2 separate regions of the Mus musculus genome follow, and region 2 is linked to region 1. Evidence: chromatin contacts called from ENCODE Hi-C or POLR2A ChIA-PET data. All regions are on one chromosome and are shown on one strand. The core of a region is the stretch at or near the end of the contact, and the rest is flanking DNA. Distances in the headings are between cores, read along the strand shown. Region 1 holds the start of Macf1 (microtubule-actin crosslinking factor 1). Region 2 holds the start of Ndufs5 (NADH:ubiquinone oxidoreductase core subunit S5).

Region 1 (3,514 bases), core at 202-2,701:
GCTATGCACTAGAAGAGGGCTTCAGATCCCATTACAGATGGCTGTGAGCCACCACGTGGCTGCCGGGATTTGAACTCAGGACCTCTGGAAGAGCAGTCTCTCCAGCCCCAAGCCTCGGCTACTCTTACAGAGGACCCAGATTCAGTGGCAAGCACCCACACTGATGGCTCATCACCACCTGTGACTCCTTGCCTCCTCTGAGACCAAAACCCACACTCCTAAGCACAGCTGCTTGGAAAGGGCAGGCAGGCATCTTCTGACCTGTCAAGGGGAGGCAGCCCCTAGCCCTCACACCGACAATCAATCGAAAGGCAATCTGACTAAAGTCGGCTTCTCCAAAGACTTCCTTATAAGGAAATAACACAACAGAAATCAAAAGTTTTTATTCCTAAACATAATCATTATAGCATTGTCGACTACAGCAGAACACTGGGGAAAGACTAGGAGTTAGGGATAAAATCTGAGGATGTGTGGTGGCACATACCTCTTATTCCAGCACTCAGGAAGCAGAGGCAAGGCGATCTCTGATTTTTGAAACTAGCCTGGTCTACAGAGCAAGTTCCAGGACAACCAAGGCTACATAGTGAGACCCTATCTGGACAAATACAAAAATAACAATTTTAAATAACCCATAAAGCCTGAGATGTAAATCTGAAGCTCTTTTTAAGGATGAATGAAGAGAACAGGTCCACAGTGGGACACAGGCCACCAAGGTAACTATTATGTACATAAACTACAGCCTAGTGGGAGAAACGCAGGGCAGAGGTGCAGATAGGAAACTAGGCCTCATTCAGCATGGGGTAACAGGGCAGTAGGCTTCCTTTTTCTTTTTTTTTTTCCTTTCTTTTTCCTTTTTTTTCTTTTCTTTTTTTTTCTTTTTAGGTTTCTCTTGAACGTTCTTTCATCCTCTTTGCAACAATAACAATCATCATAACAACAAGTTAGATTCCAGCTGACTTGACTCTGAGGACCTCTCACCACCTCACCATGCAGGTGCACACTGACCCAGACTCCCTCAACCCTGCAGCAGCCAGCTAGCAAACGCTGAGGATCATTCTTACCAGCGACTCGGACCACGGCACGTTCTGCAGGGTCCAGCACAGAATCCTGGCTTTTCCGCTTCTTCTGCTCATGCAGTGGCAGGTTCCAGGGCAAGGTGTCCCCAGGGGGACAAGGAGACAGGCTCCCTGACCGCTCACTCCGGTAAGACCTCTCACTCCGACATGACCTCTCACTCCGACAGGATCGCTCACTGAGCGTTTCTTCATCAGAGGAAGACATGGTCCAAGCAAGAGTGGCTACAGGAAGGACCAGATGTCCTGGGAGAAGGGATCTGGAAGAGAGAAAGAATACATGTGAAGGATAAAATAAAATAAAGGATCAAGAGTCACACAAGGATCCTGGCTCTGCCTGCTACTGACTTGACTTGACGTCTTTACCTACTTGAACCTCAGTTTTTTGTTTTGTTTTTTTTTTTTCATTTACAAAACGAAATAGCACATGCCAAGACTAATTTATGAGGCATAGGGGAAAATTATATTAGGTAACATACACACACATACACACACACACACTCATATATGAGAGACAGAGAGGAAGCGAGAGAGATGGTTAAGAGAGTATACTATCCTTGTAGGAGACCTGACTTCCATTCCCAACACCTGCTTCTGGCAGATCACAACTGCCTGAGCTATCTGTGACTCTAGCTCCAGGGAGCTGAGGCCCTCCTCCAGTCTCTTCAGGCTCCAGTGCTCATGCACACATATCCATACACAAACCACACACATACACAGAATTAACAATAAAATAAGTTTTTAGCTAGGCCTGCCTGGTAGAGCATGCCCGTAATCACAACACTCAGGAAGCAGAGGCAGCCAGAGCTCTGTGAGCCTGGTCTACATGGCAAGTTCCAGGCTAGCCATGGCTACATAGAGAAATTGTCTACAATAAGAAAACAAAAACAAAACAAAAAACCCCAAAAACAAACAACAAAAACAAAAATACTGTGTGAGTGTTAGCATTTACTACTGATTGTCAGGCAGAAAAATAGGAGCTTAAATTCTACTCCATTATCCATTATTATCCATTAGCTATATGTCCCCAGAGAAGCCATTTAATCTTGTCACCCTCGACATTCTCACCTATAAAATGGAGATGGTGCTAGTTAGCCTCCCATCTCACAGGGTTGTTTGCAAGAACTAAACTGGTTCCTGCCATTTGATGCCAGGTAGCCAGTAAGCACTCAATACAGAATCTGCTTTTACCTCCCCCTTCCTCTCACCTCCCAGGAATGCTATAAGGATAAAATGGGACAACAGATGGAAAGGATTTTCAAAAGCTCACGCAGGGTCTCATCGGCAGGCATGGAAAGAGGCGTGAGCTAGAACAGGTGGAAATTCCCGATTCCTCCAGCACACAGATTAGACACGGCCCCAAACCTGAAGCAAGGTAGACCTGGTGTGGCCACTTACAGTTGTCGAGATCGGGGTCAAGTCACTCCACCTCTCAGGGACTCAGTTTCATCATCTGCACAGTGGGGGAGGGACGGTACTTCTCCTTAGAGGATATTTTAAGGACACCGCGAAATGTGCATGTAAACTTAGCTGGTTCCATGTATGTCACACAGCAGGCATTAGATAAAATATTCATTGGCTCATTCCAAGGGCTGTTCGGGAATAGATCACACAGCGTGGGGGCAGGGGTGATGGTAAGGACTGGCAGGTTTTCTGGTCAGTTTAGCTAGTGGAGGGAGAAGAGTGGAATCACTATCATTTCAAGCCAGCTGGGTTCCACCAGCCAGACTGGGCAGCCTTCCCTCAGCCGGGCTCAGTTCACTGCCCAGAACCATCTGCTACACATGGCCCACCACCCCAAGGGCTCTCAGAGCCAAGCTGGTGCATGCCTTCAGCTGTCGGCCTTCCTATAAGGCCCAGATCTAGCTCAGGTACACAGTTCTGTTGGGGCTCTAGAGTCCAAGGAAGGCAAGAGCTGTCTGTCAACTTTTCCTTACGGGGAATATCTGCATACTGAGCTGTGCAGAGCAGGAAAGTGGCCTAAATGGCTGGGTCTTTGGCACAGCTCCTCCTGGATTCTGGGAATCTCAGCTTAGAAGCAGCAAGAGGCAGAGACTGCCTCCTGGGTCACTGACATCTCTCCCAGAAGCACAGAACTCAGACAAAAGAACCATCTTACGGTGCAGGGGGGTCTCTATAAAACCCATGGCAGATAGAACAGCTCTGCCAGGACATTCCTGTGCCAGGAGCGTATGGATCTTCTCATGGAACACTCAGACCCTCTCTCACCACCGAAAGAGTTGAAAGATCCAAGGACTGGCACAGCTTTGCCCTTTGTCGCAGCATTTGCCCCCAGTCTCACCATTACTATCTAGCACCTACTTGCCACCTTTTTTGTCCGTTCAGGTGCTGAAGTGACAGCCCCAACCTCCAGGAAACTCGGGCTGTGCTATCCTACCCTCAGCGCTGGGCAGGAAACTGCCCCTCCTCTCAGACCACCT
Region 2 (3,151 bases), core at 326-2,825, 34 kb after region 1:
GTCTCTCCTTTTATAGAAGTAGTCTGTCCTAGGCTGGAGAGATGGCTTAGAGGTTAAAAGTGCATGCTGCTTTAGCAGAGGACTCGAGCTGGAGTCTCAGCAACCACTTTGGGTGGTTTACAAGTAGCTGCAGCTCCAGCTTCAGGGCCGTATGATGTGTCTGGCTTCACGGAGTAGCTACACTCACATGCCCACAGTCATACATCCACACATAATTAAAACTTTAAAAAGTACTTTGTCCACCGGGCAGTTGTGGCACATGACTTTAATCCCAGCACTTGGGAGACAGAGGCAGGCAGATCTCTGAGTTCGAGGCCAGCCTGGTCTACAAAGTGAGTTCCAGGACAGCCAGGGCTACACAGAGAAACCCTGTCTCGAACCCCCCCCCCCAAAAGTACTTCGTCCATTACTGTAACAGTCTATTTACTTCTATGTTTTTCCTACTGCTTTTGTTTTGAGAGCAAAATCGAGCAGATGCTAGTTAACTGCTAAAAATAAATGAACAAGTCAAATTAAAATTTTGTAAAAAAATAAAAAAAATCAGGAAATCTCAAACAACTTACACGTACAACTATAAAGCAGTGGATAGATTCTGGTGCTCAGTAGAATATGACATACATTAAGCAAAAAGAACATATGGAAAATACATAGTAAAGTTGACATAGAACAAAATAATCCCAAACGACAAATGTGCTTAAGAATGGAAAGCAAGCGCAGCACCCACATCAAAACCATCCTGTACGCGGACATTTAGGTGAATTTAATTTATAAAGCTCCCTCCCATTCTTTTAGTCATTTACTGTGTATGTCAGAGGCAAATGGGGGAAACGGCTCATCATAAGCACTGGAGACCCACACTGGGAACCTGAGTAAGAATTCGGGGGAGGAAGCCATTGGGAGAATAGAAAAAGTCCCAGAGGAGGATCTACATCGCTCTCTCTCTCGCTCTCTCTCTCTCTCTCTCTCTCTCTCTCTCTCTCTCTCTCTCTCACACACACACACACACACACACACACACACACACACACACACACAAACATAGACAACAGAAGTTATGACAATGAGGACGGACAGAGGCTCTGGAGCGGCTGCTGAGCCAAGTGCACAACAGGAAGAAAGTAGAGGGCTCTGGGGACCAAAATCAGGATGTGGTGCACGCCTTTAATCTCAACACTTGGAAGACAGAGGCAGATGCTTCTCTGTGAGTTCAAGGCCAGCTTGGTCTACAGAGTGAATTCCAGCCTACACAGAGAAACCCTGTCTCAAAACAAAAACAAAAAGGAGCGGGATGTCAGGGTAGGAAGGAGGCCAAGGCAGGAGTCCGGCAGACGGTGGATTTGCTCCGGAGGGCCGGGGGTGGGGGTGACGACCTAGTTACGGGGTGAAGGGAAGGCAGGAGGACACGCCCAGACCTGGGCCACCCACAGAGAGAGGAAATGTGTCAAGGAGCTAATCCTGAACGAAACTTCTTGGCTGTGCGGACACAGCAGCGCCTACCGCACCTCTGCAGTGCCCTTGTCAGGTCCCTGGTGCAATTCCCGACCGCCGGCTGCGGGAGGACGCAGACGCCTGCCGTAAAGGACGCCCGCAGCACGACATCTCCAGAGCGACGCCGTAAATCAACCACCGGCCGAGGAACTGTAGAAACCAAGCACAGCGGGTCTGCGCCTGCGCAGCAAGCAGCCCAGCCTCCAGACGCTGACAGCTGATAAACCGACTTTCCCCATACTACTGCGCCCGGTAGTGAGTTCTCCCTTTCAGCACTGTCGTGACCGTTGATTGTTGTGCTACTTGAGCAAGGTCACACTCGAGAAAGAGTAGTGCTTCCCTCACCCCAAGGAAATGTGGTGATTAAAGCTCGTGTGCCGTGACCCCAAAACTTGTGTGACTGTTTCCCAGTTTCACGGTGGCAGTTTCCCTTTTTGGTAATAAACATAATAGCCGGGCTGGAGAGACAGCTCAGAGGTTAAGAGCATTTGTTGATCTGGGAGAGGTCCTCGGTTTAACTCTAGATTCAGGGGACCCAACATAGTTCTTCTAACCTCAGCAATACCAGGAGCACACACATGGTGCACATACATGAAGACAAAACTCTCGCACATAAAGTAAATCTTAAAAGAAAGATAATAGTGCCTAACGTGGTGGCTCAGGCCTTTAAATCACAGAAATTAAGAAACGGAAACAGGTGGATGTCTATGAGTTCTAGGCCAACTAAGGCTACATAGTGAGATCTTGTTACAAACAAACAGCTATAGAGTTACTATAGGGACTTCTTTATACTGTGACATGATGAAAACGTTCTTTGATGTATTAGCTGACATTTGCACCAAAGCAATCAGAAAGCTGAGACAGGAGGATGTATCCTCTTGAGTTCAAGGCTGGCCTGGCCTATAAGACAGATGCTGTGCCTGCGAATGAACAGTTTCTGGAGAAAATTCCCGAAGTCCATGTGGTGGGTTCAATAGGAATGGCCCCCATAGATTCACGTGTGTGAATGCTTGCCTCATAGGCAGTGGCACTATTAGGAAGGGTGGCCTTGTGAGAGTATGTGTGGCTTTGTTGGAGAAAGTGTGTCACTTTTGGGGAGGGATTTGAGGTCTCCTATGCTCAAGTCAAGCCTAGTGTGGATTAGTCTCCTTTTGCTGCCTGTTGATCAAGATGTAGAAATCTCAGTTCCTTCTCCAACACCATGCCTTCCTGCATGCTGCCATGCTTCCTGCCATGATGATAGTGGACTAACCTCTGAAACTGTAAGCCAGCCCCAATTAAATGGTTGCCATGGTCACAAGTCTTTTTACAGCAATAGAAACCCTAGTAAGAGAGTCCACAATTTATTAATTTCATTCAATCACTCCAACTTGCTCCACTCACCCCCTTCCATCGGCTGGATGTCCCATATGAAACTGGTTTCAGTTCAATTAAAGTTTTCTGAGCACTCAGCCTGTGTCCAGTCAAATATTGGCTCATTATGGAAGTAGTGAACCATACTCACAAAGTTCTAATGGCACGGAACTGATGGCCACCCTTTCCAACCCACCCCTCTCCTTATGCCACTGTGAAGGCCTGCTTAAGGGTCTCATGTGCTCAAATGCCATCAGGTAACTAGCCCCTTGCAGTTCTAGGGCTAGAAGCCAGGGCACCATATGCTAGC

What was found. A loop is a pair of places that touch in the nucleus more often than their neighbours do. ChIA-PET counts read pairs that join two places held with the same protein, here RNA polymerase II (POLR2A).
Region 2: a loop to region 1 is called in a map of left cerebral cortex, with 2.6 times the contacts of the local background. The contact joins the promoter of Ndufs5 here to the promoter of Macf1 in region 1. A Hi-C loop is called at or near these places in 3 of 37 maps with a recorded cell type or tissue (all left cerebral cortex). POLR2A ChIA-PET finds 5 or more read pairs at or near these places in 2 of 5 experiments (both embryonic stem cell).

Annotation. Positions count from the first base shown.
Region 1 is chr4:123,682,909-123,686,422 of GRCm38, forward strand. It overlaps Macf1 (microtubule-actin crosslinking factor 1), which reads right to left and starts at 1,452. Exons shown (of 98, transcript NM_001199136.1): 1 at 1,062-1,452. The coding sequence starts at 1,281.
Region 2 is chr4:123,716,611-123,719,761 of GRCm38, forward strand. Ndufs5 (NADH:ubiquinone oxidoreductase core subunit S5) reads right to left here and starts at 1,576. Exons shown (of 3, transcript NM_001030274.1): 1 at 1,503-1,576.